2 separate regions of the Homo sapiens genome follow, and region 2 is linked to region 1. Evidence: read pairs that join two places in POLR2A ChIA-PET (ENCODE). Cell type or tissue: MCF 10A. All regions are shown on one strand. Each heading gives the region's core, and the rest is flanking DNA. Links, peaks and the distances in the headings are about the cores only.

Region 1 (15,817 bases), core at 3,552-11,551:
TACAAAAAGAAAAAAGAAACCTACAGTGAGACAGTCATCAGCCTCCAATTTTATGGTTCCTCTGGTCCCTTCCTATCTGCCTCCACCCAACCTAAAGGCAATCAATATCCTGACACCCTTGTTTTTATGTGGCTTTATGATATATAGAGACATGCAAATAGGCTCCTAAATGGATATTTAAAAATTATACTTATTTTTGGCTAGGCACCGTGGCTCACACCTGTAATCCCAGCACTTTGGGAGGCCAAAGCAGGTGGATGACCTGAGGCCAGGAGTTCGAGACTAGCCTGAACAACATGGTGAAACCCTGTCTCTACTAAATACAAAAAAGTAGCCCAGCGTGGTGGCACATGCCCGTAATCCCAGCTACTTGGGAGGCTGAGGCAGGAGAATCACTTGAACCCAGAGGTGGAGGTTTCAGGGAGCCGAGATTGCACCACTGCACTCCAGCCTGGGAAACAGAGTGAAACTCAGTATCAAAAGTAAAATAAAATAAAATAAAAATTACACTCATGTTTAACTTTTGACTTTAATAAGATACAGCTTAAGATGAATCCTTAGTATCAATGCCAGGCACTGTCTTTTTTTTCTGTGCTGTATAATTATCTTTTATGTGCTATTTATCCACTCTCCTGTTGAAGAACATCAGGCTGTTTCTAGGTTTGGGGTCTGTGTACAGCATTGCACACATACGTCTTTTTTTTTTTTTTTTTTCCATTCTATAAGATGCTGGTAATAGGTTGGGATTCCTTGTTAAGGAGAAGATGACATAAATTCTCTTTACACATTTTCTTTCCATGCAGGTTTTTAAAACACTTATTTTAATCCACGTGATCTATCTTTTCACACTGATCATTGATCCTTAATTTACAAATTACCTGTGTTTATATAACAGGAAAACAATATGTCATTTTGCCTAATTCAAACTATGGGTTAACTCAGTGGAAAATAAATCACTCCTACAAGTTATTTGGATTAACCAGTCTAATGAGTGCAAATAGCACATACAGAAGCCCCATAAATCCTCAACAATGGTAGGCTTGATTATTTCTTCCAACTCATAGATAAGAAGCTGGTAGCTAAAGGTACTCCTAACCCTTAAGACACCCTGATCTTGGAGAACACACTAATCTACAGTCAGTCAGCTAAAGCCGAAATCAAGGATGCTAAATATACTCCTAACTTGGAGTATATTCAGACTCTCTGAACTTGGAGAAGACACTAGTCCACAGTCAGTCAGCTAAAGCCGAAATCAAGGATGCACACCTGTTGCAAGAAGAAAAAATGTTGCTCATGTCTTTTGAAGCATGAGCATTAGCATAGTCATTGCTATGCTGTGAGGATTTCTTCTCCAACACACCTCCCCAACGTCTTAAGCAATCAGACCCCTCTGCAGCCTTCCTGACCTGGCTGTGTCTGTATCAGATACAACTGGACAATGCTGGTTGGGGATATTGCCCAAGAGAATTGCACAGATTGGGAAATGAGTTCTTACATGCTTTCAACAAGATACCACCTTCAAATCTTGCAGACTTGACTAGCATTTCACAAGTGGCACGGAATCCAAAAGGATTTCACGAGTGGAGCCATTGATGTTTGGGCCCATTCACTACACTGGGAAGAAAGGAAGTAGGTGGGTATAGGCTTTGGGGATGAGCATAAGCTCCATTGATTCCAGCTGGATTTATCAATCTTCTATTTCTAGAATTTCTGTCTCAACAAACTTTGAATAACAAATTCAAAGGGCTTTTTTTCTAATCTTTTCATTGTCTATAATCTCTCTGGGAATTAGGATTTTTTTCTCTCTTTTTTAGCAGATTATATAGCACCCATTTTATTCTCTCATTTGACAAGTAATTATTGAGTTAGAATTAGATGCCAGCTACTCTATTAGATACCAGAGACATAATGCTAAGCAAAAGAGACTATGGGACTTGGCTTAAAGGAGTGTATTAGGTTGATGCAAAAGTAATTGCAGTTTTTGTCATCGAAAGTAATCAAAAGCTGCAATTACTTTTGCCCAAACCTAATAATTAATCACACTGTGATAAGTGTTATGAAGGAGAAGGTGGTGTTCCCTGATTTATTCTGGGCAGCGTATGACAGAGAAATCCTTGGTAAAGAAGTGAAACTATGTTAAAGTGAGACCTGAATATGGGCCAGCAGCTATCTATGGAAAATATATTTCCTATTCCACCTCCTCTTTCCATCTCTCCTGTTGCCACTCTCATTCAGAACATATCTGCCCTTTGAACACTTCATTGCCCAGATAGGAGCCCAGTTTTCCCTCTTCCAGCCTGCCCAGTCCAATCTATTCTTTTCTCAGATACCCTTCTAAGTACTTCACATACAGCCACTCATTTAATCTGCACAACAATCCTAGGCATGACTGTCATTCCTCTTTCACAGGTCAGCGAGCTGAGACACAGGTTCAATAACTTGTCTAGGGACAGAGCCAATAAGAGGCAGATCTAGGATCCATATCTAGGTATGTTTGCTCTAAAATCTGTGTTATTAGCTAGTGCACTTGACTGCCTCTTGAAGATTAATCATGTGCCTCTTGTTTACACATGCTATCTCTTTAATCCTAACATCAACGCTGTGAGTTAAAAACTATTACAGAAAGAAAATAAGAAAACAAAGACAAATATACAGTGAGGAAACTGAAGCAAAATGATAAAGTGACATATGCAAGGTTACAACGCCAATTAGTAGAAGAAATCATTTTTCTAGTCAAATGTTTGACCCCTGAGCCAAATCTCTTTCAAATATTCCTCAACTATCTCCCTCCTATTCGTGGACTGAATTCAGGTGGGTTCATCCAGCTGCAAAGCAAAGTTTCCAGTCAAAGATGAAACATAATCTCATATTTACAACATAATCAGGATCATGGAATTTTAGTGAGGTCGTATTTTTTCTATGCAAATTATATGTATGCAACAAAACTGGATGAATGACTCTTATGCAAGTAGCGTTACGTTTCTGCCTTCCTTTTCTTTTATTATTGTCAATGATAAAAATTTCTATGCCAGCCATTCATTTATAGTTCAGGACACTTACATGGTGATTTAATGAATATATAATAAAATATTGAAGCAGCTTATGTCATCTGGGGTGTAAACCCGTGGTTCATCGTCACGTGGTGGCCAAGAAAGAATTCAGAACATGGACACACAGGAGGAGTTTAAGACTGGAGGTTTAATAGGTAGAAGAGAAGAGAAAGAGAAACAGCTTCCTCTATAGCAGAAGGGGTCTCCCAGCAGAAAGGAGTGGTTGGCATCCAATGCCCTGAGTTTTATCGTCCAGTTTGAGGAGGTGATGTCTAATTTACCTAGGGCTCACAGATTGGTTCAATCAGGTATGACCTATATATAGTGCATGAGGAAGGCTGGTTGCCCCACCCTAATCTTTTTATGCAAATGGACTTTCCAGTTGATGGGCGCCATCTTGTCTGCTCCTTACAATACATGTGGCTGGCGGAGAAGGGAAGATGGAGCCACCATTTTGAAAATGTCTAGTCCTTAGTTCCTGCCAGCATTCACCAGTGCAAGCTCCCAGCTTGCAGGCTGCTATTTGTTAGAAAATGATTTGGGGCTGCTTATCATTAAAAAGAAAAAGCCTTACCGAGGACTCCTATGGTCCTTGCTATCTAAGTACTTCCTTTTTAACTCCTGTATCCACATGTCTAACCCATTGGCTTAGGATATGCAAAACAGAAAGAAGATGATCTAGCTATACATTGCTGAGAATCTAAGCCTTAACTAGGCAAAGACTGAGCAGTCACCTGGGGCAGTTTAACAAGGCTTGTCATTAGCTAAAACCCATTCTACTGAGAGGTGACAGCGTGCTGGCAGTCCTCACAGCCCTCGCTTGCTCTCGGCGCCTCCTCTGCCTGGGCTCCCACTTTGGCAGCACTTGAGCCCTTCAGCCCGCCGCTGCGCTGTGGGAGCCCCTTTCTGGGCTGGCCAAGGCCGGAGCTGGCTCCCTCAGCTTGCAGGGAGGTGTGGAGGGAGAGGCGCGAGCAGGAACCGGGGCTGTGCGCGGTGCTTGTGGACCAGCTGGAGTTCCGGGTGGGCGTGGGCTTGGCGGGCCCGCACTCGGAGCAGCCGGCCGGCCCTGTCGCCCCGGGCAATGAGGGGCTTAGCACCCGGGCCAGCGGCTGTGGAGGGTGTACCGGGTCCCCCAACAGTGCCAGCCCACCGGCGCTGCGCTCGATTTCTCACCGGGCCTTAGCTGCCTTTCTGCGGGGCAGGGCTCGGGACCTGCAGCCCGCCATGCCTGAGCCTCCCACCCCCTCCATGGACTCCTTTGCGGCCGGAGCCTCCCTGATGAGCGCCGCCCCCTGCTCCAAGGCGCCCAGTCCCATCAACCACCCAAGGGCTGAGGGGTGCGGAGTCACAGCGCGGGACTGGCCGGCCAGCTCCACCTGCATCCCTGGTGCGGGATCCAGGGGGTGAAGCAAGCTGGGCTCCTGAGTCTGGTGGGGACGTGGAGAACCTTTATGTCTAGCTCAGGGATTGTAAATACACCAATCAGCACCCTGTGTCTAGCTCAGGGTTTGTGAATGCACCAATAGCTACCCTGGTGGGGACTTGGAGAACCTTTATGTCTAGCTCAGGGATTGTAAATACACCAATCAGCACTCTGTATCTAGCTCAAGGTTTGTAAACACACCAATCAGCACCCTGTGTCTAGCTCAGGATTTGTGAATGCAACAATCGACACTCTGCATCTAGCTACTCTGGTGGGGACTTGGAGAACCTTTGTGTCCACACTCTGTATCTAATTAATCTGGTGGGGAAGTGGAGAACCTTTGTGTCTAGCTCAGGGATTATAAACGCACCAATCAGCGCCCTGTCAAAACAGACCACTCCACTCTACCAATCAGCAGGATGTGGGTGGGGCCAGATAAGAGAATAAAAGCAGGCTGCCTGAGCTAGCAGTGGCAACACGCTTGGGTCCCTTTCCACATTGTGGAGGCTTTGTTCTGTTACTATTTGCAATAAATCTTGCTGCTGCTCACTCTTTGGGTCCACACTGTTTTTATGAGCTGTAACACTCACCGCGAAGGTCTGCAGCTTCACTCCCGAAGCCAGCGAGACCACGAGCCCATCCGGAGGAAGGAACAACTCCAGACGCACTACCTTAAGAGCTGTAACACTCACCGCGAAGGTCTGCAGCTTCACTCCTGAGCCAGCGAGACCACGAACCCACCAGAAGGAAGAAATTCCAAACACATCCGAACATCAGAAGGAACAAACTCCAGACGCGCCACCTTAAGAGCTGTAACACTCACCACCAGGGTCCGAGGCTTCATTCTTGAAGTCAGTGAGACCAAGAACCCACCAATTCTGGGCACACTACTATTCTCCATACTTTTAGAATTCTCCTTTTGTGAATGGAAGGGGAGTAATCTTGTGAACCTGACTAAACAATCAGAAATCCCAAGCCCACCCCTACATGGCTTTAAGGCTGCTTAATCAGGAATGAAGGGCCCTCTGGTGCACGTTGCCTTTTCGTGAACGATGGTGTAAGCCAGCCATAGCAAATTCACCACTGATTAACGAAACAAAGCAGATGATATTATTTGCTTCAGACGAGCCCCACATACACTGTTCCTCCTTATCTTTTTTATTTTTTCTACCATTTTCAGTCTCTCTCTCTCTCTCTATATATATATATAAAATAATATATATATATTTGAGATGGAGTTTAACTCTTGTCACCTAGGCTGGAGTGCAATGGCGTGATCTTGGCTCACTGCAAACCTTTGCCTCCCAGGTTCAAGTGATTCTCCTGCCTCAGCCTCCCGCGTAGCTGAGATTACAGGCACCTGCCGCCACACCCAGCTAATTTTTTTTTGTATTTTTAGTAGAGACGGGATTTTGCCATGGTGGCCAGCCTGGTCTCCAACTCATGACTTCAGGTGATCCTCAGTCTCCCAAAGTGCTGGAATTAGAGGAGTGAGCCACCACACCTGGCCCACTGTCTATAATTTCTCCTAGAATTAACTCACATTCTATAGGTTGCTTTAATAATAATTCTAAATATTTCAAACTACTGTTCAAATGTTTATGGATATACATTCATCTGCTTGTTTTAAAACAGTTCTTAGGCATGATTGTTGACTTAAAAACATATTTCTTTCAGATAATTATATATAATTATAAAGATGGGCTTGGGTTTGGACACTGTGCAATATAATATCTAATGCATTAAAAAAGACATTACAAATAATTAACATTAGCTAAATGGGCAGCTGTGAAGTGTATTTCTCAGCAGATATTTTTTTAATAGACTAGATTCCCATCTGCCCAGCACAGTTGCTGAGAAGCTGCCTAGATGCCTAGAAGCAAATACAAGAAAAAATATCTTTTAAAAATTCATATTCCGCTTGCTTCAAGGATAAGTAATCAGTCTGCTAGGACAAAACTTATATTTTCCAAAAGTTTTCTGGTTTCCTGAGGAAAGTCTAAGGAAGTTATGGCAATAGAAAGCAATGCTGATTTTATAAATGTGAGTTTTCACTTAAAAACATGAGATTTGTTGAGGTTTGCCTGACAAATATTTCAGGTTATATCCTTGGAGAAGCTCTGATTCTCTACCTGCTGATGACACACATACTTAAACTTTGTTCAACCAATCCAGAAATAATGAGCCCACATCCTAGGGTGAGCTACAGAGTTTGACAGTAGCACAATGAAAACACACATTGGAAACATCCTTGAGGAAGAGGTCTGGACGGCTGGCAGAGCCTAAAGACAGTCTGTTAGTTGAGAAAGAGAAGGTTAAGCAGTATTATTTACATTGCACAATTCTCTCTTGTGTTTATCTTGGACAAATCCCTCAAATCCTCTATTTTCTTGTAGTAGTGACTGACCAGATAGAAGCCTTTCTACTAAGGCTTGCATTTTATTTTCAGTCCTGTCATCTTTTTTTAGTGGCTCCATAAAAGATATAAACACAAGGTGCCAAAGAATATAATTCAGTGATTGCAACTCACCAAGGAGTTTACTCTGTTTCCCTATGGCGTATTCTGTAATTCTTTCTCTCTTTTAAGAAACTGATGGAGTTGTACCTGTCAGGAATAGCAGGCTGCTATGCTTGGCATTTCCCCAAGTTGTGCTAACAAGACCTTGAATTTGACTTTGTTATCTTAGCTTGAAATATTTCAACCCTACTATAAAATGGGACAAACCAGCCAAATAAGTGGGGAGAGGAGTGTATATATGTTTTGGAAGAGGAAGATGGAGTCTTATCTTCTGCAATGTGTCACCAGCTAAGATTTTTAACTGAAAGTACAAAGTTTGAGTTCACGCCAGTCATTACTTCTTAAAATTTATGGCTTATTGATGCATAGAAAATGCAAACAACTTACAGAAACAATATTGCTTTTTATTTTTTGCTATCTCTTGGGTCTTATAGTTAGGAATATGTTTCCAAATTCCATAACTACATGTATTATTAAACAATTCCTATACCCCTTTGAAATCATTAAAAGAGGTATGTAATAGAAATCACATTCCCTTATTACATAATAAATGCATTTTTTCAATATTTCCGCACGTTAATTCTGTGTGCAAGAGTTGTATTGATGAGAAACGACTTATCTGAAATGAATGTTGAAGGAGTTGCCTTTCCCCTCTGCATTGCAATAGATACTTCAGCTCTGAGAGCCAGTTGGGGGTTTTTTCTAGGTAAGCATTGTTCCTGGCTGCATCCATTCAACACATTGGAACTCACAGAACCTCAGCTGAGAACATTCTGGGGCTAAGTTACAGGAAACCAAAAATTAACACAGATGTATTTGAAATTTTGTGAGCCAATGAACACTTGATAGACTAACTGCATACAATGAACCTTGTCTGTACAAAAAATTAAAGAGGGGCCAGGCATGGTGGCTCACACCTGTAATCCTAAGATTTTGGGAGGCAAAAGTGGGAGAATTGCTCAAGTTCAGGAGTTCAAGACCAGCCCTGGCAATACAGCGAGACTTTGTCTTTACAATTTTTTTATTTTTATTTTTTAATTGTACATGTAGGTAGTCCCACTTACTTGGGAGGCAAGAGGCTGAGGTGGGAGGACTGCTTGAGCTTGGGAGGTCAAGGCTGCAGTGAGCCGTGGTCATGCCTCACTCACTGCATTCTAGCTTGAGCAACAGATCAATATCCTGTCTCAAAGAAAAAAAAAAGTAAAAAAATAAAAATACAAAAATGAAAATAAAAATTTAGCTAGTCATGCTGGCTTACGCTACTCAGGAGGCTGAGGTGGAAGGATTGCTGGAGCCCAGGAGTTAAAGGCTTCAGTGAGGTATGATTGCATCACTGCACTCCAGCCTGGGTGACAGAGTCGAACTTTGTCTCTCCCAGAATAAAGTTTCTATACGAATGAAGTACCTAGTAGTTTGGGAAGTTGTGAAGGAAGTTTAGCACTGGATGAATTAAAATCAAAGGGTACAATCAATGACTAGATTGAGTACATCAAGGCAACTCTTTGAAAAATATTTTAAATTTGTGTCATTTTACTGTCAATTTTATATTATTTCATTTTATTTTATTTTTTATTTACTTCAAATTTATTTTAAAACTTTTTTTTCAAATGACAAACATATAAGCTTTCTTTGCAACAAATTGAACTTCGATAGTAATTATAGTTGAGTAAATTTCAGTCACCATCTGTTTCACCTTACTGAAATGGATTTGCGTTCCACACAGCACCTATATTTGGGATTTGTTTTTCACCAAGTAATCTATAGCCTGACAGATTGCATAATTTGGCAGTAAAATTTATTGGTGTGTATGTGTATACCTACACAATATTCTCTTAAAATATACATTTGAATCATTTCCTGCTATTGTGTTATTTTAATGTTGAGGTCTAACCAGGTCAATGTGCTCACTTAAAAAGCAACATTCACATTTTATTTCATTTTCCACTTGCAGGTTATTGTTATTCCCAAGTTACTGTTTCTAGGCTGGGGACCTAGTTTGGAAAAAAGCCTTCCCTTAGTTCTTTTGGATCAAGTGAGACTCACAAAGTAGCTTTCCTAACATATTTCTTCACATCTCATAGAAAACTAACTACAAAGAATGGCATCAAGTACTTATGTATTGCTATGCCACGGCCAGGAATAAGAGAGTCACCCATTGCTGATGGTGCTGGCTTCCCAGCTTCGTTGCCACTCAGGGGCATCAGAGTCTAAATGATGCTTTTTCTGTGTACTCATTCTTAGAACCCTGTGCGGAGGAAGGCTGCAGAAGAGGATACAAGATTGGGTGCCCCCTGGGGAGGAGGAGCTCAAGCTCCAGCCTGAGGAGCTAGTGGGGGTGGAGAGGGTGTTCTCAAGTGCCAGTCATTGAATTCCAAACTTCTAAGGAGGCAAGATAATAAAGCAATGGGGTTAAGTAACGAGAAATAAAAATGCAATCCTACACCCCCAAACCAATGGAAAGAAGCTCCTCCTGGCCAAGGGGACTCCAGAAAAACCTTGAAAACTGAGTTTCTGGCCATGATAGACACATCTCACTATACCCTCACCCTCTCTAACCACCATTAGGCTTACTACCCCAAAGTCTAAAGAGAAGCCAGCCCTTTGGAAAGACTGGCTCCACCGCTGATTTCAACCAAAGGCCTGACTGCTGCTCTTCCCTTTTGTGGTTTCTGTACAACATCTGACCAGCATGCCTTCCTGGTAAGAGACCACCGACCATGGAGTGGTTCTGGCCAATCTAGGGAGGATGCAAAGACAGGGCTTTTATGTCCTCTGCTTCACTTTTTGACATCTGAGGGCTGAAAACTCCACCCTAGAATTATGCTAATGCCACCATTTTTTGGACATGGGTCCCACGAAAAGGCATGAAGCTGCATTGTGTATGTGTGTGCTCTTGCTTTATGAATATTCATAACTCCCCCCCAGTTCATTGAATATGTATAGTCACCCCACAAACACATGAATTCCTGTTCTCTTTGCCCCTCCCTCCAGGTGTCTGTTTTTGGCTTCTGACCAGAGGCTGTGCTTCCCAGCCTGTAAGAATGGCCACGCTGTAGGCTGCAATCCTTTATGAAAAATGAAGCTCTGTTTTCCAAATTTATGAACATTGCCATTCATCAGTGGACAATAAATTGGGAACAGTGAGGCTAACTGGGAATGGGAAAACAAATACATCTCTGAATTCAAGCACAGATAATTAAGAAACCAGTGCTACTCTATCCCCAACTCTGTAGTCTCATACTGTGTTTCTACCCCTTTCTTCTTCTTTATATAAAGCTTCTATAGGCATCAAATTATTTGAGTTTCCAACACAACACTTGATAACTCTCTGGTTAAACCAGTCATCACTGGAATCCATCAGGACAATGGAAACACGTATTGAACTGATTCTCATTTACCATTTTGTGGCTACATGGGCTGTTTTATTTGTTCCTCAAAGCAACCCAGTGAGACAGGTCCCGTTATCTTCTTTGTCCAATTAGAATAGAGAATAAGAAAGATTAAGTAACTAGTCCAAAGACACAGCTATCAACTCCCAAGACAGTTTGACCCCAAACTTCATTCTTTCTTTTCTCTTTTCAGTTGTGGAATATTCACACAGAGTACCCAGGTGATCTCAATCCCACCTGAATTTCTGTTTGCCTTCAGAAGTGGCAAACTGGCAACCCCCAGATCCATTAATATTCAGACCACAGAATGACTCTGTGTGAAGCACATAGCATTTGCAAATTTGGGATTAGTTGCAAATATTTAAAACAAGAGAGATAATAACATCAAAATATAAATTTCCAGCTTCTCTTGAAAAATTTCTATACCCATTCATAGACTGTAAATTAAGTCCCTGTTAGGAGTCCATAGAACTAAGGCTAAACCCCATCTAATAGCAACTTATGAATAGTACCTGGATATGCAAAGCCAAATAGAAAAATGTAGGTACCTAGAAGGAAAAATTATACTAACTAACTAGTATCTACTATAAACTGAGAGGGAGAGCAGATCTGATGGTGAAATGGGAGACAAGCTCTGAAATGGCTTAGGAGCTACTTAATCTTCACTTGACAAATACAATCTGAAGTGTTAGATATTGCTAAGCAGTCATTGCTGAAGCGTGGTCTTTAGAGTCTCTGTGTAATAACATTTATTACTTCTTCTGCCCAGGCAGCAAAATCCACCTGAGAGTCTCAAAGGTCTTTTCTATCTAAGATCTATGGGCTAAATCTATGCTTCTTACTGAGACAAAATGCCCATTGAGCACTTCTGCACTTGGCAGAAGCTTTAAAATATGATTCTTTGGTTCCATAAATGTCCAAATGCTAGAACTTATCTGATGATTAAGAAGCTTGTCTCTGTGTCAAAGGGAGGTGCATTTTCTATAAGCAAACTTGGTGGAAAGGAAGGTATCATTTATAATCCTGTATTTAAGCATACAAAACTGAATAAATGTTGTAGGAGTGTCTACCGAATTAAAAATAAAGATGTTTCCTTTGGTCTGTCTGATAAGTGTTATGAATTATCTATAAATCCATGTTCTGACACCACCTTCCATCTTTTTCTGTTGTTTATTTCTGTCTTCTGTTTTTTATATCCTGAACTTCTTTTTTTTTTTTTTCTTTTAGACAGAGTCTCACTCTGTCATCCAGGCTGGAGTGCAGTGGTATGAGCAGAGCTCATTGCAGCCTCAACCTCCTGGGCTTAAGTTATCCTCCTGCCTTGATTTCCCATGTAGCTGGGGCCATTTTTATTTTGTATTTGTCATAAAAGATAAAAAAATATTATTTTTATTTTTGTAGAGATGAGATCTCACTTTGTTGTCCAGACTGGTCTTGAACTCCTAGGCTGAAGTGATCCTCACACCATGGCTTCCCAAAGTACTGGGATTACAGGTGTGAGCCACCACACCCAGCCATGAACCTCTGTGTTTCCTCAAGATTCCTTCCCATTTTATTTCATGAAGCTCATGTTCCTCCCATAGGACATGATTTATTGGTATCCCTGAAATCTTTGTTCCTTTTCTTGCATTTAGTTATCAGAGGTGACATGATGTAGTGTTTAAGAACCCTGGGTCTGAGGCAGACAAATCTGAGACTATTTTTAGCTGGGTGAATGTGGATAAACACCTTCCATATATGTGAGATGCCTGAATCTGTAAAATGGGAATAGCACTTACCTCACATGTTTCTGGTGAAAATCAAATAAGATAACACATTAAAAAAAAAAACTTGCCAGGTTGTCTGGAAACTGTTGCTCATTAAATGCTCTTTTATAACTATAAAGAATATATTGAGTTCTGTGATTCAAGTTGAAGTAGAAAATTAAAATTATAAAATTAAAAAAAGTTTATCACTTACCTTACAGCAAAAGGCTCCTATTTTCTACCTCTTCAATTTTTATACAATAATGTGAAAAAACATACCAAAAAAATTAAGCACTGCTTTAGCTTTGTGTAAAATTTTCTTTGCCCTTTTTTCCCAACCTGTAAAATATTTTTAAAGTAAAATCGAAACTGAGTCTTTAAGAATCCAAGTTAAATAAAATATTTTGTGGATTGCTACATTTAGGTCAATAGATTTTCTTCAATTTTTTTTTTTCAACAAAGCCTTCGGTGAAAGAGCTTATACTTGAGAAAATATCTGAAAAATAAAATAGAAGTTAGCATTACATACTCTACATGCTCTGAGTGAATAACTGAACCAAAATGAGAAGTAAATTACTCACAAACAACCCTTTGAGGAATCATAATTTACAGAAGTAGAAAGTTAGGGTGAAGAGGTTAAGTACTTGCCTGAGGCCATGCAATTAGTATTCTGTCAAGGTAAGCAGTTGAGGCAGGTTTAGAATCCAATCCTGTCTGGCTCCAAAGCTAGTGTTCTTTCCACTCTACCACATTGTTTCTGCAATTTCCCACTGGATCTTAAAGACCCATGTCCTCTGTATCACAAAGTGAAATCTGAGGCAAATGAACCAGAATGCAATTATTTTTAATTCACAACACACTACAGATATCTTCATATCTTTATTTTAAAATATCAATACTCTAGGGCAGTGCTTCTCAACTAAGGAGAATTGTGCTTCCCAGGGGCTATTTGGCAATGTCTGGAGACATTTTTTATTGTCATGATTGTGGGGGCGAGGAGGGTGCCACTGACATCTAGTTGGTAGAAGCCAGAGACATTGCTAAATGTCTACATTGCACAGTACAGTGCCCTCAAACAAAGAATTGTCCAGCCCAAAATGTTAATGGTACTAAGAATGCAAAACCCTGATCTAAGGACTTCTGACTCATGGCAAGGAAGATCATTTGAACTAACCTTCCCACTGAGGACAAATTTTATAAGTCAATAAAATATACATGATTAAAAAAAAACACTGAAATAACAGTAAAGAATTGTGGGTCCGAAATCTGAAAAAAATGCAATACTCTTGAGATGTAAGCCTACTATATAAAAAAACTCTGTGCTGTGGACTTTTATTCATTAGAAGAAACAGCTACTAAGCTAACAGCTGGCTATGTTGGCCTTTCAGGAAGAATAGAACAAACGCCAGGCACCACTTAATGTGGAAAATCAATTTACATCCTCCTCCAATTTAAGCTAGGAGCCAATGACTATACACCCAGAGTTGCTCTGAACTAGAAATTAATTAGCTCTTGTGCAAACTTGCAGCCCAAGTGTGTGTCCTCTGGATAGTCCAGGGAACCTGAAGCTTTACTCTTAATTAAGATGTTCTCAGACTGGTAGTGCCCCAAGGTGCTTAGCAGAAGCTAATGCAAAATTTCTCTTAAAAAATGATACAGTTATATTAGGTCTCAAAGTTTCTTAAAAATAATTTTGTAACTACAATGACCATCACACCATCAAAAATAACCTGACACATAAGTAAACAAATCCCCGTGATAAAATGCTCTGGAAATCACAGCCAACAGAAACATCTGCAAGAACTGAACATGTTAGTATAAGTAGATACAAACTATAAGACCCCTGTGCTCACTACGGCTGGTGAGCATCCTACAGTCCACCAGTATCTGTGATGGATATCCTGCTTCCAGCATGGGAGAGGATCACAGTTCTTCATCTTTGAATTCAGGCAAGGCCAATACCTTCTTTTTGTCATGGCTCTTTATAGTGCAGTTTCAGCTGTCTTTGCATCCAGAAATGTTGTTACAGACCCACTTCCACTTCACTTTAAAAATTACTATGGTAATCTGAAATAATTCCACCTTTGCATTCAGGGGCAATACACTATTAACCAGGTCATAAAGAAAATGACTTTATGGATAGGAGGTACTCTAGTTCTCAGATTGCCAGGGTGTTTAATCCTGGAAACACCAGGAAGTTATTCCTAGCCTCAGACCTGTCTGTCTTCAGGCACTCAGCTCATCTGCCTCACAGGCTCTACAAACAACCTTGCATGTGGCTGAATAACATGACTGTACAGTTCTGGCACCAATATAATGTGATATTTTGATATTTATATTTCTTATATCCTCAAACTATAACCCCACGAGCAGAAACTACTCGTGGCTCAGGCTATTTATTCTATAGTTCTTGGCACGGTGCCCAGCCTTTCTTAGATAATATACATTGGAGGTGAGATTGTGGATAAGTGAACAAATCCTCAAAGAATTTATCACATAATTTTCCCAATAGTAATAATCCAACCATTTAGATAAATATTTGTAAGTTGACACTTTATGATAAAAACCAACACTACAGTTTTAGGGCCTCAATTATTTACCTCTATAGAGATTAAGGAAAGTGAGCCTCTTATATATAACCCCTATTTTGGGCCTTTGTTATTTAGTAGAAAGTCTTTGCCACTAAGAACATTATTAAAATGATAACATTCTCTTAAAAGTATCCTTAACCTTGGCCTGGCTTAGATCTCCATAGAAAAGAGTATTGTATAAATAGAGCTGAAAATGATCTGTTTTGTTTGACCAGATTTGTTCAGGGATATACACCGCGTAGTGTGAAAAGAATATAGAACCATTTAGGGGAAGAAAACAAATGTTGTATCTTGAAATATTGTAACTGTGAATGTCTGCTTGAGAAATGTTCACTTATTGATGAAACTTTTCTTTTGAAATATATTTAAGAATCTTGTGTATATGCTGTCTTTCACGTGAACTTTCTCTCATTTAAAGGTGGGTTATTTTGCAGTTTAATGTGCTGAATGTATTAATTATATGAGGTTTAATTCATCTTGAATCATAGAAGATCACTATGCTTGGATAATTAGTGCCTCACTACAAATAATAGGGAATGATGTTGTATGTAATTAATATCTAGAAATAGAGATACTGCTAAATATATGAAATGTTGGACTCACTTTTTCCTTTCTCAGCTAGGGAAAGGCCTTACCATTTGTAAAAGAGAGATCTTTCCTTCAGGGTATGTGCTGGAATCAGGCATTGATACACATCTAGCTCCAGGGAAAAACTGCTCCTTGCTGAGAACAGCCTAAGGGGCTTCCTGCATCAGAGCTTTTGCTAAAGGTACAGCAACCGTGCCTGGAGGTAGTCATCTTATCTTCTCCCTTGAGCCTTCTTTCCAGGAGGAATATCTGGAACAATGTAAAATGCGATAGCCATACATGGACAACACAGTGGTGGTTTGTCCATTGTCCAATGGTGGACACACAGTGGTAGTTTGGGGAAGGTCATTGATTTCTCCTTTTAACTTAAACTCATCTAAGACACTCCTGTATTAGTTTTTTTTAAGGCTGTTATAACAAAAGACTACAAACCGGGTGGCTTAAAGCCAGAAATGTATTGTTCCACAGTTCTGGAAGCTGGACATGTGAAATTAAGGTGTTGGCAGGGCCATG
Region 2 (15,817 bases), core at 4,850-12,849, 150 kb before region 1:
CACAAAAAATAAATATGCATTCTAAATTTACAATGAAATCATCACAGAATACCTAAAATATCAACAATTTCACTGAGGAAAATATAAAGAAAACTTAAGGGGAGAATGCTATATGCCAGAGTTAAACTTGTGTGAATTTGTTTAGGAAAATGTGATTGCACTGTTCCTAAGGGACCCTCTTCCAGAATGGTAACTAGTACAGCGTGTGCTGTCTGAGATGTGCGGACACTGGGACACTGGGATGAATTATGGAGTAGATACTTTCCTTCTCTGAGAGTAAGCTGATTTGCTTGAGTACTCTAGTTTATTCCAAATAGTTGATTTTGTTTGGTGGTTCTCTTTGTCAATTTGCCAGTCAGTGCTGTGACTTGCGTGGTTACCCTGTGCTGAAGACTACAGTGCTGGGGGCATTGGAGGCCCGTGAGCAGACAGGAAAAAGGGAGGAAAAATCAGTGGTGGACACACTTCCCAGCTCTTGAACAGCTGACAGCATATTTTTTTGATTCAGTAACATCCAGAAAGTATTCACTTCCCTAGGATTCCAGTGCAGATGTTAGTTGGAGTATTTTAGAACTTTTGACCAGATACCACATTTTTAAACAGAATTTTTTTTCTGACTGGAACTGGAACAAAGCACTAAACACTAAATAGACCCTCAGGTAGTATGTAAGTACATTAAAAATTAGATAATACTATATTATTCATTCACATCTCTATGGAGATACTGTATCATCTTTTTAAAAGCAATTTTCGTATTAATATTTGTATTTCAGAATTAGAATTGTATGTAAGCATATAATAAAATGAAGCTTTATAGTTCAGTGCTATTATGTTTTCCCAATTATAGAATTCAAATTAACATTTTAATGTGATTTTCTTCATAGTAATTTTTCATTGTCACACTAATTTATTTTTCTCTCAACTTTTTTTTATTTAAAAATTTTTTTTTTTTTTAATTTGAGACAGGCCTCACTCTATTTCCCAGGCTGCAGTGCAGTGGCATGAACGTGGCTCGTTGCAGCCTCCGCCTCCTGTACTCAAGTGATCCACCTACCTCAGCTTCCCAAGTAGCTGGGATCACAGGCACGTGCCACCCCACCCAGCTATTTTTTAAAATTTTTTGTAGAAATGAGGTCTCACTAAGTTGCCCAGGCTGCTCTCAAACTCCTGGGCTCAAGTGATCTGCCTTGGCCTCCCAAAGTGCTGGGATTACAGGCATGAGCCGCTGTTCCAGCCTAATTTCTTTTTCTCTTACAAGTGCTTTGCTTACATTTTTATTGTTAGAAACAGGATTCAAATAACTGCTTATTTAATATTCTTTTTATGTAGAAGAAACAGTCTTGAACTTGATAATACTTTTGGTTCCAACTTGTTAAAATATTGGAAAAGGATGAAACATTTGTGAAAATAATCAGACCTTGGCACTGCGGTAGTTGAGGAAGAGTCATGCGTGTGAGTGAGTGCCACTCTGAGACAGGCAGCACTTTCTCCCTTGTGGTAATTGAATAGGGTATGGGAAGCCGACTACTTAATCTGCTTCAGGCAAGCAGTGTTCAAAGTTTAACGCCCTTTTACTGAAATGACAAACATAATCACCTTACCTAAAAGGATGTGTGGGTAATGATTTTACCAAATAGTTCACTTGGTGAACAATAGTGAAAACAGTTCACCTTCCCTTGTCTTTGTTTACAATTAAATGAGCCCCTCCAGGTCCCTCCCTGCCCCAAGAGTGGATGAATTTGGCAAATCAGACTGAAATGTTAAAGAAAATGGTCTTGACTACTCTGTTTTAACTGAAGTGACCACACAGCTGCCATGAATCCTGTGATTGAATTCCTATAACCTGTAAAAGGGATTGTTATTTCCACTCACTCCAAATTTCTTGGAAGTAGCTAGTTGATATCAGATACCAGATGCGAGGCTATTTTAAATCACTGTGATTTAATTTACTATAATATCATTGCCTACATGGAATATTTTTAATTCTTTCTTTTTGTTTGTGTCTGTTTTGTGTATTTAGTTACTTTATCCTTTTAAAAGTCCTCTTCCAAGTTTATGTTTTGAAAAAAGAGAACACTTACTGAGATTCATGTTTGCTTACAGGTCATGACATTTATGACTTCCCTAAAAAACAAACTGATCCCTTTGTCTCAGAGCCAAATTTTAGTTTTAACATAATAGTGATTCATTGTTTGTTCTCTCTGAGTCCTAGATCTCTCTTTTAATTTTGGTGTCTGTCCATGCCAAATTAGAATTTTATTAAGGCCAAAATTATTCATGAGTCATGACCATCACACTTAACAATTGGGTAATTTGAAGCTGCTTCAGATACACATTAAAGCAAATAATGATGTCATAAATTTTAATGCAATATTTTTTTTCCTTTAATATTGGTAGCAGTGAAGCCTGCTCTGTTAGAGACCAATTCTGTTTTACTTTAGAAAAATGTACCTTTGTGCTCATGTCCATGAGAGCACAGTGTAGTTATTTTATTACTATAATATAGCACACAGTGACACATAACTTAGTAAATTAAAGATTGAAAATATTTAAAATTGGTGATTTTTTGTGCCATGTTGATTTGACATTTATTCTTCTATCTGTCTAAAACTAGGAGCAGTGCTAGTGTGACAGCCTCAAGTCATGTTAACACGACACACGTAGAAGACTGACGCTCGGGCTTCCTCTAGTGCAAAACACCTGAAATTCAAATTTTGCTTTTCTGTGCTATTTTCCTAATTAAATGTATCCTTGATGTTGAGTTTAACTTTATTACACCCCTGTTAAATATCTGCAATGTGTTGGGAAGGAGGAGGACACATATGCCTGATTTAAATTTAATATAACTGTATAGATATAATTTCATTTTCCATTCAATCATTGAAATGATATAAATTAATATATGTACAGCTAAAATTAAATCTGTGATGTCGAGATGAACTCCATGCTGTCCTTGGTGCACTGTGTATTACACATGGGTATTAAATGCGTGCTTAGTGCTTAGTGAATGGGTTAGAAGGAGTTTTTTTTTTTTTTTTTTGAGATGGAGTCTCGCTCTGTCGCCCAGGCTGGAGTGCAGTGGGGTAATCTCGGCTCACTGCAACCTCCGCCTCCCGGGTTCAAGCAATTCTCCCTGCTTCAGCCTTCTGAGTAGCTGGGATTACAGGCACGCACCACCATGCCAGGCTAATTTTTGTATTATTTAGTAGAGACTGGGTTTCACCCTGTTGGCCAGGCTGGTCTTGAACACCTGACCTCAGGTGACCTGCCCGCCTCTGCCTCCCAAAGTGTTGGGATTACAGGCGTGAGCCACCACACCTGGCCTAGAAAAGAGTTTTAATAGATACCCCTGTAAAATGCCAAGCAATCAGTTGCCATTACTAAGAACTGCAACAAGTTCCAGTTAAAGATGTACATGTTTAAGAGCTGTCGTTCTTTAATAAAATATGACCAAGATGTCTTAAACATGGGCTTTAATACATGTTACTGTGGGTTTCACTCCAACTTAATAGCACACAAAGTTCTGAAGACACATGATTTCACTGGTGGTACATTCGCACATTGTTTTCTGTCCATGTTTAAGTTCATTCTTGTCCAGAACAGTTTCTGGTTTTCTAAGCCTAACGTATTAACATTTGAGTTAATTAAATCGATAGGGAGCCTTTTATCTTTTTTTTTTTCCTATCTGGGGGCTTTGCTTTCGCACTGACATTAGCAGTTCCCTTCCTATGTGCAATAGGAAAATGTGCAGTCATTCCAGGAGCATGGTCTCCTCAGGAGGTTAAAAGTGATTGTAACTTAGAGGTTAATGTTTCACTCCAGAGGAAAGTGTTTCACCCCACTTGATGATGTGCCCCTGGGTGCTCACAGAAAGAGTAGTACTCTTTTTTAAACCAAAATTTTAGACACGTGTTATGCAAATCTTCTTTATAAATTACACATTCTTTTCTTTCCTTTTATTCTTTTACTCCAGTATACTATTTTGCAATTAAAACATTTTAAACTTCTTCCAGAAAAAAACTTCTTCCAATAACTTCTTACTTCAAACTACTTTTACTAATGACAAAATAACTATGTCCATCACAGTGAGGAATTATTCATTGTTTATACCACCTTGTATTACTTATATAAATATCATCCTATAAAAAATACTATATATTGGGACTAGATTTTCTTAAATTTAAATTTAAATTCTTTTGGAAAATCAGGTTCTATCAGCTCTGTTGTCTTTTCATCTCTAATTGTACATCTTCCCACTATTTTGATTTATACATGATGTTATTATATTAGGATAGCTTTGATTTTAATGTAATATTAGCTAGTTTTATGGCTTGAAAAACTTAGTACATAGACTATATTCATAAATACAGCACTATACATTCTAGCATATGGCGTGTGCACTTAATCTGAAGAATTAGACATTTTTTCCTGTTCTGTGATGATTGATTGATTGGTGGTGGGGGCAGAAGGTGGCCAGTCTTTGGCAACATGTAAAATTTTGTTAAAATTTTGTCAAACTGATTTATTCCATTGCTAAATTTTGAAATCAGCATTTTTTTAGGGGGAATATCTCGAGTTTATGAGGACAGAAAGAAATATTCTTAGAAAATTGAGAAGGTTTTGTCCCTGTACATGCAAACTAGGGGGTGTTTAGATCAGAGCAAATGTCTTGCAGCAGGGGTTGACGCCGGGCCATGTTTAGTCATCAAAGCATGACTTCTATTCTGGGAATGTGGTAATTGAGAGGTAAATATTATTTACAATAGCCCTTATAAATCTTTAGTTGTTCAACAAAATAACTTGCCATCAGAGTTAGATGATTTAGCTAAAATTATTTAATTGGGTTATTCCTACTTGATCCAACATTTGATTATAATATATGTAGTAGCGTTAAATAATTTGGGATTTCTGGCCTCTGGCTGGCTGTTGAAGACTTTTTGTTGGTGGCGGGGGGCATCCTAAGGAACAACTTGCCCTCTACTAGCATTCTTTACTAGAAAAAGCTCCTATTTACTTGTTTTTTTTTTCCTAAATATGTGTTTTATTTCCTTTTGGCATTGTCTTTCTTGCTCCCAATTATAATTGTGAGCAAATAGCAATCGAAATTCTGTGTAACTTCCAGCACAGTTTAGTCATCAGAGCTTGCCAGCAAGTATGTCTATTGTGAGGAAACTGCATTTGCCACAGCTAGACCATCAGCAAGTGAAGTCGTATTGTCCTCTGTTTTGTAGTTGTTTTTTCCTATTTATGCTTTACTCTGATTCAAGTTCAGCATCTCAGTGATCATAATTGTGGGGAAAAAAATTCATTTTGAACTATAAACAGAAAAGATACCAAGTTGTTGTATTTGAAAGATTATTTTAGAATGTGGTTATACCTTCAAGTAAAATAAGCTGTAAAATAAGCTGAAGAACCATATATTTAGGCACATTTTGACTATAAAATAGATCCTCTACATATAACAAGAATAGCTTTTTTTTTTTTTTTTTTTTTTTTTTTTTTTGAGACAAAGTCTTGCTCTGTCGCCCAGGCTGGAGTGCAGTGGCACAATCTTGGCTCACTGCAAGCTCCACCTCCTGGGTTCATGCCATTCTCCTGCCCCAGCCTCCCGAGTAGCAGGGACTACGGGTGCCCACCACCATGCCCAGCTAAGTTTTTGTATTTTTAATAGAGACAGGGTTTCAATGTTAACCAGGATGGTCTCGATCTCCTGACCTTGTGATCCGCCTGCCTCGGCCTCCCAAAGTGCTGGGATTACAGGTGTGAGCCACGGAGCCTGGCCTATATATAACAAGAATTGCTTTTATATGTCTATATGTCACTTCATAATATTTGTTTATTATTTAGCTAGTTATTGCCTATAAGCCAGTATTTAGGTATTATATAAAATCTGAGGAAAACAGTTCTATAAGATTCAGTAAAATTCCAATTCTATAAGATTCCAAGATGTAAAGTGTTTTAGGTATTTAAAAGTTTTATATAGACAATAGTGACTCATTTGTTATGGTATATGAATATAGACAAGAACTTAGACTGAAGCAAAAAATAACAATTAGTTACATAGCTATTTCAAAGCCCATGCAGTAGTTTTTTGTTTGTTTGTTTGAGACGGAGTCTCGCTGTCTCGGCCAGGCTGGAGTGCAGTGGTGCGATCTCGGCTCACTGCAAGCTCCGCCTCCTGGGTTCAAGCCATTGTCCTGCCTCAGCCTCCTGAGTAGCTGGGACTACAGGCGCCCGCCACCACGCCCGGCTAATTTTTTGTATTTTTTTTTAGTAGAGATGGGGTTTCACCATGTTAGCCAGGATGGTCTGGATCTCCTGACCTTGTGATCCACCCACCTCGGCCTCCCAAAGTGCTGGGATTACAGGCGTGAGCTACCGCACCCGGCCAGTAGTTTTTAATGTTCAGTGAAGTTAAAACATCTCCCGTCCAGTTATGCTGTGTAATAAATATTAAAGCAGGAGATATTAGAACAATACAACACTTACTGTGCTATTTATAATTTAAAATATTAAAGATAAATAATGGAATAACTATAAATATTGATACTATGATAAAACTTTTAGCATGTCTAAGTTGTTCATTTTGATAGATACAAAAAACCAAAGCCAAGCAAAATAAAACACACCTAAAACTTTATGAATGTTAACAATTTTCTATTTTTGCCATAAATCTTTGGCCGTTGCACCATATTTTATTGAATAAAGGACAGTTGTTAAGCTAGGGCTTGGTCCACTGTGTGTCAGTATCAGGATGTGATGATTCTTTTCTGACCCATATTCTTCTCTCTCTTTGGCTTTGGTTCTCTTGTACGACTCTTCTGTAGGTGGCCTTGGCCACACCTGTGAAATATAGGGCACAGTTGTGCTGCTTCTACTCATTGTGAACTTGATCATATGTTTTGTATTGTGCCTCTCTTCATTGGCTCCTTTTTATTTTAGTGTAATTCAAAGTGTTAATTGGAGGTTTTAAATGTAGTTTTGACCAAATTGTGTTTGAGGTCACATGTACCCAGTTTAAAAAACGAAGAAAAAAATTCAACTCACTTCCCAGCGTCCTTTGCAGCTAATGTTGCCCTCGAATAGTTCTTGCTCATAAGAGAAAATCTAGCAGGGATTTATGGGAAAACTTTTGCTTTTTTTTGCTAAGGCACTGCTTTTCTTCTTGTTCCCTTATTTCCTTCCATGGAAATCAGAAAATGTTTTATAATTTTAAAACTTTACCTTTGTTTCTCAAAATAACACTTTCAGACTTATGTAAAGCAAGATTTTAATAATTAATATGTTGCCTCGATTATGGAGTAACTTTCCAAAGTTGTACTATCATGATCTTAATTTATTGACCCTTAGGGTTAAGATAATTTGTGTGTTTATAACCTAACATTCTTTGCTTGGCTGATAGATTCCTTTAAAATGTTATGTGTTTATATTTTGTACATACTTTAAGAAGCTTTATTCAATTGCCACATTTCAAATAAATAAAGGTTCTTTTTTTTTTGGTAAGCCTATACCTTTGTTTCTTCTAGCTTTTAAAAGTGTTAATAGCGTGGGAATGACCCTTGACCATCTCTGATTGTTTGGGAAATGGTAACTAGAAAGAACTGAGAGAGGACAAACTTGGATGAGAAGTCTCAGAACTGATAGTAAAAACAAATGCAAACAAGAAAATATATTACGTACTTCATTCAGATTAATAAGTAATTAAACACTTGAACTATTCAAAAATCTAGTTTGAGTCTAGGCTTTTGCAAGCCTGAATTTGTCATCATAATCATCAAAATTAGAAATTACGAAAGAATGTTAATTTAAATTTAAAACAGCTGGAAATACAATACATGGCCTATAAGCTTATCTTCTCATCTGTCAACAACTGCTTGCATATGTCACATGAACTGTTTTAACTGCAATTACAAAAGTCAATGGAATGTTTAGAGGTGATTCAAAAAATGTGATTGGCTGACATATAGAGTTATCCTAAGAAACAGGCTGTCCAACACAATTTTAAATATACTCAAGCTCTTTTATACTGATTAAGAGTTTCAAGTTAAGGTTTTGGGTTAAAAAATCAACATCAAATGATAAATAAGAAATATAATCTTGTTTAAATTATTTATTCTAATAGTTTATTTATGAACACAACATATTTCTCTTTCATTACTTTTTTTTTCTCAGTTGTAAAATTCTAGAGCTGGAGCCCATAGGCCAATCCGTAGTATATCTGAAATGATTAAAGGTTTTATACTTGACAAGCCCTCTGTCTGCAGGTTACTTGCTTCTACTTGGAGCAGTGGATTTATCATCCTCCACTCCAGGGTAAATATCTAAAAGTCACTTCTGCCACGTTATTTCCCATCTGGTAGATTGTTATAATACCTGTGAGTCAGTATTATCTGCACAGTGTATTTCCTCTGCTCAAGGCACTTTGACCATATGAGGTGTTCACATCTGATCAATCGGGCTGAAGCTTGCCCTAGTCTGAGGCTGGACCAATTGATCTCTAACGATATTCTTACCTGACAATCTAGAGGATACAAATCAAGATGTTTCAAGTGCAGAAAGCAACAGTAAAGCATAAGTTCTTTTTTTTTTTTTGCATTCTTTTTTTTTTTATTATTATACTTTAAGTTTTAGGGTACATGTGCACAATGTGCAGGTTAGTTACATATGTATACAAGTGCCATGCTGGTGCGCTGCACCCACTAACAAGCATATGTTCTAATGTGTAATATATCTTCAAGACAGTCTGGACCATGAAGTGTATTTTTACTTATTGAGTGTATATGGGAGGATCATTTTATAGGATTGGTTATATTTTTCCATTTCTTGATTCTTTGATACTTAAATTTTTGGTTTCATATTCTCCTCTTTCACATGTTGTCCCCATTTTACATATGCAAAGATAGTTGTTTGCCACAAAAATAAACATTTAACAGACTCCAAACACATAGACTGTGTAATTAGCATAACGAAATAATAGTGGCTGAGTGACGAGCAGAAGTGATTCACTCATTTGGCTCTGTGGCTTTCAAAGTTATTAATGATGTTACATATTCTTCTCTATTTTATTTAAAAACTAACACTCATAAAGTTAATTCTCATAATTTTTGCTGGGTTTAATAATTCAAAATATGAATCAAAATTTTTATTTATTATGCAGTTTCATTCTATTAAAATTATCTGCTAAATTAATATTAAGTAGTCCTATAGCATATATTATTTAATAATTGCAAGTAGTGACATATCATAAATAAACTGTATAATATGTATTATTGATTCTGTTATTTTTCCTAGCAATGCACAGGGAACCAGTAAATTTCACAAGCAGAGAATACTAACTTGTCATTTATTTAATATTCTAAACAAATGAAGCCGCCTCTATAAGTGAATTTTCTGGACTTCTAAAGATGAGCATTGTTGAGTTTAATAACTCAAATTTTTATTGTGTTAAGTAAAGTATATTAAATATAACCTCACCCTAATGACTCAGCTGTAATTAAAAAAGAGTTCACGACCAGCCTGGGTAACACGGTGAGACCCCATCTCTACAAAAATAAAAAATAAAAATGAAAATTAAAAAAAATTAGCCAGGCATGGTGGCATATACCCAAGTACTCCGAAGGCCGAGGGTGGAGGATCGCTCAAACCTAGGAGTCCAAGGCTGTAGTGACCTGTGATAGTGCCACTGTACTCCAGCCTGGGAAACAGAGCAAGACCCTGTCTCTTAAAAAACAACAACAAACCTACACATGAAAATTATTGCTGCTTCCCATCAATTTTCAGTGCTATCTTTATTTAACCTCTCTACTATTTGCCTTCACTTTTTAAAATTTTGCTTTTATTCTTCTTTCTTTGGTCTCCTTCTCTAAAATTTTTCCCCTGCTTCTGTTTTTTTGTATACTAGGAAGACATTTATTATTTTTATAGGTATGATCAAATTGTAAAATAAGTTTATTTCATTCTCTGGTGATTTCACTAACTATTTTGAGAGTATCAGTTAAAATGGGATTTGTTTGTGTGTAACAAAATCTAACTGTAGTGGCTAAAGCAAATTGGAGTTTATTTTTCTCTAGTAACTAAAAGGCCCCAGTGGGCGTTTAAGGGCTGGTACCACATGGAGCAACATCATATCATCAATGTCCAGACTCCTGTGCTTTTTTCACTTGATCATTTTTAGAGTTTGGCCTTCTGTGCTTCATTCCTCGTGGTCACAACATGGCTGATTGTTGTGCAGCTTTATGTCTGATTTCAAGGAAGAAAGAATAGTGAGAGAGGAGGTTGTTGCCTTAACACATTCAAACCAAAGCAAAAGTTTTCTCTGAAATCCCCAGTAGATTTGCCCTTACATCTTCTCAGGTAGAAGTGCATTTTTGCCATTCCTGGCTGTAAGAGAAGCCGATAAAGAAAATACATGCACTTTCTAACAATATTGAAATTCTTTTCACAAAGAAGGAAAGGAGAATGAATGTACTTTGGGTAGGTATCGTGGTCTGTTTTATGTTGCTGTAAATCACAAACTGGATGATTTATAATAAAAAGAAATTAGTTTTCCTCACAATTCTGAAGACTGGAAAGTCCAGGGTTGCAGGGCTGTGTCTGGTGAGGGCCTTCTTACTGTGTCTTCTCATGGTGGAAGGCATCACATCAGGAGAGATTTCTCCAGAGTGCAAGAACAGGTGGAACTTTATATAACAAACTCATTCCTGTGATAAGGAGCCCACTCCCAAGATAATACCATTAATCCATTCAGGTGGGCAGAGCCTCATGACCTAATCACCTTCTGAAGGTCCCACCTTTCAATGCTTTTGCATTGGGGATTAAATTTCCAACACATGAAGTTTGGGGAACACATTCACGCTGTAGCAGGAGGCAACCACATTTGTGACATTGCGTCATTGTACTTTCTAGATTTGTTTTCTCCAGGTTGTTTGCAACGTTGATGTACTCTTTGTATACCCACCTGAAAGATTAATGTTACTGAAGTATTGTGTTTAAGAAAGAAAGATGAATGCTACCATGTAAGACCTTTTGACTGTCCAAAAGATTAAAATTCCAGTTTGGAGAGGTAGCACTTACATGAAAACCTTATAAAACATGAGAACTTAAACTTGCTAATTTCATTGTGTCAAATCGCATAACAGAGAAAGGAAAAACTTGAAGGCCACTCCTCTTGAAAAAGTATTTGAGTAGTGTCGATTTCAGTGTAAGACCAATTAAATAATGTCAAATTAAGTAAATATAACATTAAAATATTTTCTTTAACATATTGGTGTTGATTTCACTTTTACTCTGTAATTTTTGTGACATTGGAAACAGGAAATATTCAAATTTTGCCTTCTTTTGGATCGTTTCCTCTCCGTTTCTTAATGTGTAAACCGTAATAGGGCTTTCTGCAGCCAACGTGCTCATTCTTTTCTTTCTGTTAGGCTGTGCCTTTTCTGAGAACAGTTGGTACTGATGGAGATTTCTGTTCTTTTTCTTCACACAAGTGTCATATGAAAATTGGGGGATCAGCTATTTTCAGATCACAGGCTCCTCTGATAACAGAATACCATAATTCCAACTTTCCTGTGTTGATTTGTAGATCCCACACTGTGTGATCATGACAAACATCTAAGCATAAGAGGGCGATGAATGATTAAAATTTATTCACTCTTCCCATAAAACACCTGGTACAGATGCAGTGTGTTGTCCTCACAGAGGAAAAACAGTGGTTCCTCCTTCCAAGTGGCGTGTCCACAGCACTGGTACCAGATAACAAGAACCTTAGACTTTTCTTGTTGCTGCAGTGTGTCTACCTGTGCCTCTCTTAAGTGTCTTACACGTTACTCACAGAGAAAGAAATACAAAAATGGAAAACATAAGCTCACAAAAATGCATTTAGTGCATTTATGATGTTAATGGAAACCTTGGATACAGTCCTCTGTTATTTCCTTACTACTCTTGATATTTTACAATATTGCTTTATTATTCAAATTCATAATCATATATGTGTTAAACAATTTTTTTTGGTAAGTAGACTGTGTATCAAACTTAAGAGGGATTTGACATGGAAAGACATTTAAAAGATGGCAGAAAACAGCTATTATAAGGGCATTTGAACTTTAGATATTTTCCGTTGGTCAGTTTCCATAGATCATCATCTGATTCACTAGGGTTTGGCCAGTTTATATTATTTAAATTGTTTCCCCTGCAACTGTAGTATTTTCTTTAATGTTTTGAATTATTCTTAATGTGACTTGAATAAGGGTAATTGTCACATATGCTGATGTTTTCCCATTAGGATGAAAATATTTAGAAAAGCTGTACTAGCAAAAACCAGGTTAACTTGTTTTCAAAGTAGAATTTAATTATTTTATTTCAAGCTTTGATTCCTTTTTTAAAAATTAAGTAAATGTCCTTGAGAGCAATACCTTTGTGTGTGTGTGTGTGTGTGTGTGTGTGTATCAGTTACTTGCACCTTCAATTGAATGAAAGACAGTAGTAGGTTGTATTATGGCAGAGGGGTAGAAGAATGGACATTCTCATGGGTATCTCAAAGGTCAAGTCAGAATTGGATTCCCTGTGGATGGAAGAGAGGAGTGGAGAAGGTGCTTCTCATGTGGAAAAACAAGAAAAGTCTATGACAGGCCTCAGTGTTTGCCAGCTGCAGTGGAATTCTCATAGCTTGTATTGAACTCTGTGTCCTAATCTTCTGAAACCACCTCAAGAGAGTATATATTGCTAAAATAGGAGCTCAGCTATTTTTCAGGGGCAGTGATCCAGAGGACACTATAACAGAAATAGATAATTTCAAAGTCGAAAATATATTAGATACTATTTTTATTCTCTATCTGGAAAGTCTGTATAGAGGCTTTATTCTGGTCTGCTTTCTCAGATAAATATCCTATTCAGGTCACTGGAAATAATATGTCAGGTTTTAAAAGAGACTTCATATGTAGCCAAATAAACCTGCTAAGCATATTTAGAAAATCATGCTAGTGACTAGTGTCTTAAACTGTTTCCACAAAAACAATGCTGTTAATAGTAGGATTTACCCTTTTGCATTGGAAATGAGTTGTCAAGGTTAAAAAGATGAGTAGCCAGATATTCTTGCTAAACATGTTTTGAGAAGAAATTTAATAATATAAAGTTTTTGTTAAATGTGGCCTATTAATTTTAAACAATAATACTGACTGAAGTCATTAGGTAGCTGTGGAAAGAAGTTAGCCTGGTTTTTACTAATGTAGCTTTTCTAAATATTTTCTGCCTAATGAGAAAAGAGGGATAAGATCCAACTACAATTGGAAGCTTAAATATTTAATCAAGTTTGCAGAACTACTATTAAGATCATATGTAACTATCAGATATTTTTTAATCTGAGGACTTCTTTCTAGTAAATAGAAATTTCTTCCCAAGCATTATAGGAATATGTCTTATTGACTTATTTTTTTGGCATGGGTTACTAGGAAATAATATTTTCAGGGAGTTCAGGGACCCAGATTTGATTCCCAGATAATTCAGATTAACCTTCTTTAATCATTCTATTTTATGTTATTACTGGAGAGTACAGGGTAGGTTGAAACAGCATAAACTGCCAAATCAGAACTGGATTTGAATTTAGTGATGGGCCTCAGGAGCTGTATGACCTTAATTCTGTGAGTCAGGCTTTCTGAGTCAGGCTGTGAACTGGGCAAAATAGTGTATACGTTACAACATTGTAACAGAGCTCATTTAAAGCATTGTCTCATGTTAGCTACTGATAAAGCATTAGTTCCCACTCCAGGGCCTGTTAGAATTCTAACTCCATCCCTGTGAGTCATGTTCATGCTTTCGTGGTTCTCATTTGAGGTTTTGTGACCAAAGGCCCCACAGATGGAATAAAATTAATCTAAATAGCCATTTATTAATGTAATATCTGCTAGCTAATTACATATTTATTAAATATAAATAACAAATAGCTCCAAGATACCAGTGACCTCCATGTTGCTAAAGCCAACAGTTATTAGAACTTCTCTGTTCTGTGAGCTTTTCTGTGATGGTCACAGGTGAGACCGCAAGAGGACACACAGGAGAGGCACAATGAAACAAAGTTTATTATACTCATAGGTCTTAGACAGGAGGTCACCGCATGCCACACAGGGTCACAGGGTGTCTTAGTTTGTTCAGCCTGCTATAACAAAGTGTCTTAGACTGGATAATTTATAAAGAACAGAAAATTCATTGTTCATAGTTCTGGAGGTTGGGAAGTCCAAGATCAAGGAGCCAGCAGATTGGGCATCTGCTGAGGGCCCACTCTTCATAGATGGTGCCTTGTTGCACGTCCCCCTCACATGGTGATAGGGGTAAGGAGGAAGCAGGCTCTCCCAAGCCTCTTTTATAAGGGTACCAATTTATTCTTGAGGGCTCCACCCTCATGACCTCATCATCTCCCAAAGGTCTGGCCTCTTAATACCAAAACGCTGGGGTTGATATTTTAACATGTGAATTTTGGAGGGACATTGACATTACAGACCACAGCACGGGGGGTGGGGGGTGGTTCTCCATGTGGCAGAAGACAGGAAAGAGGAGAGAGCTTATGCCACAGCCTTTACTGGAGTTTCAGGGTAAAGGCAAGGCAGAGTAGAGTAGGGTAAACAGTTTAGAACTGGCTGGTTTGAATACTTTCAGTAGGCTCTAAGGTATAGGATTAATCCCTAGTTGCTTGATACCTGACAGTGGGAAATTAAGGCAGAGGAATATTGTCTCCTGGGGTATATAGCCAGATAAAGGAGGTATGGCTCTGGATTGGGTAATTTGCATACCAAAGGTGTTCTCCCTGCTGAGGTTTTTGCTGTCTGTAAGGATTGGCAGCCCCTGGAGGGCCATCTCTCCCAAGCCATAAACTTTTTTTTAAGATGTCGAAATATCATAGTACTCAGAAAAATTTGAAATATATATATATATATATATATGTATAAAACATCCTCTTACTTGGCAGCATTTACAATGTTTGATCATTATTTTTCAGCTTTGTCTTCAATGCACTCATTTTACCTCAGTGGTGGTTACTCCATCCCATTCTCCACTGCTGGCTACTCTCCTTGAACTTTTAATGTCGAAGTGTTCAGGGCTCAGCCCACTGTCCTCTATTATTTTTCATTTCTATTCACTCTCTTAGTGATTTAACCCAGTCCCATGGTTCTAGATATCTTCATATCTGTATCTTTAGTCCAAATCTGTCTTCTTAACTTTAAAATATAACTAGCTGCCTTTGTCATTTCCACTCAGATGGCTAACAGACACTTCAAATTTAAACATTCCCAGTTGAAATTTTTATCTCTCCGTTTCTGATCAAATTTGCTCTAGCTCTACCTATAGCCTTCCCTAACTCAGTCAGTGGCAACAAATTGCTCCGAGTTGGTCAAGTCAAAATTCATGGTATCATCCTTGACTTCTTTCTTTCCTACCCTACATTCAGACTCATCAGGGAATCCAATCCTCTTGGCTGTGTCTTCAAAAATATAACCAGAGTCTAACCACTTGCTACATCTCTGACCTGAGCCACCATCGTCTTCCACTTGGATCAGGGCAGCGTTCTGTTTACCAGTCTCACTGGTTCTTATCTTCACCTCCCTAGAGTGTATTCTCAACTGAGCAGAAAGAAGAATCCTTTTAGGATGTAAGTCACATTATATTCCTCTCCTGTTATATGTAAGGCCCTAGAATAGTTCCCTACTTCACAAAAAGTAAAAACCAAAATCTCTATCAAGTAATAGTAGTCATTGCCCTGGCAGTGTTTCAATTAAAAGAGTTTAACGACTGGTTCATTTTATAGAGGTGTGGACAGTGTCAAGGAAAC

The links. ChIA-PET counts read pairs that join two places held together with the same protein. Peaks named below come from ENCODE experiments on the same cell type or tissue, not always from the same donor. Only the 100,000 strongest peaks of a DNase experiment are listed, where the experiment ranks them.
Region 2: POLR2A ChIA-PET joins it to region 1 with 5 read pairs; 3 of 35 experiments call an interaction of 5 or more read pairs at or near these places.

The regions. Positions count from the first base shown.
Region 1 is chr4:176,613,738-176,629,554 of GRCh38, reverse strand. No RefSeq gene overlaps it. Among named protein-coding and RNA genes, the nearest start is that of HAFML, 33 kb to the left of the region's middle. In MCF 10A, for the core only: no CTCF peak of the experiment used is centred there; a DNase peak (open chromatin) is centred at 6,784.
Region 2 is chr4:176,767,605-176,783,421 of GRCh38, reverse strand. The region is part of intron 1 of VEGFC (vascular endothelial growth factor C); the gene reads left to right. Among named protein-coding and RNA genes, the nearest start is that of VEGFC, 17 kb to the left of the region's middle. In MCF 10A, for the core only: no CTCF peak of the experiment used is centred there; a DNase peak (open chromatin) is centred at 5,151.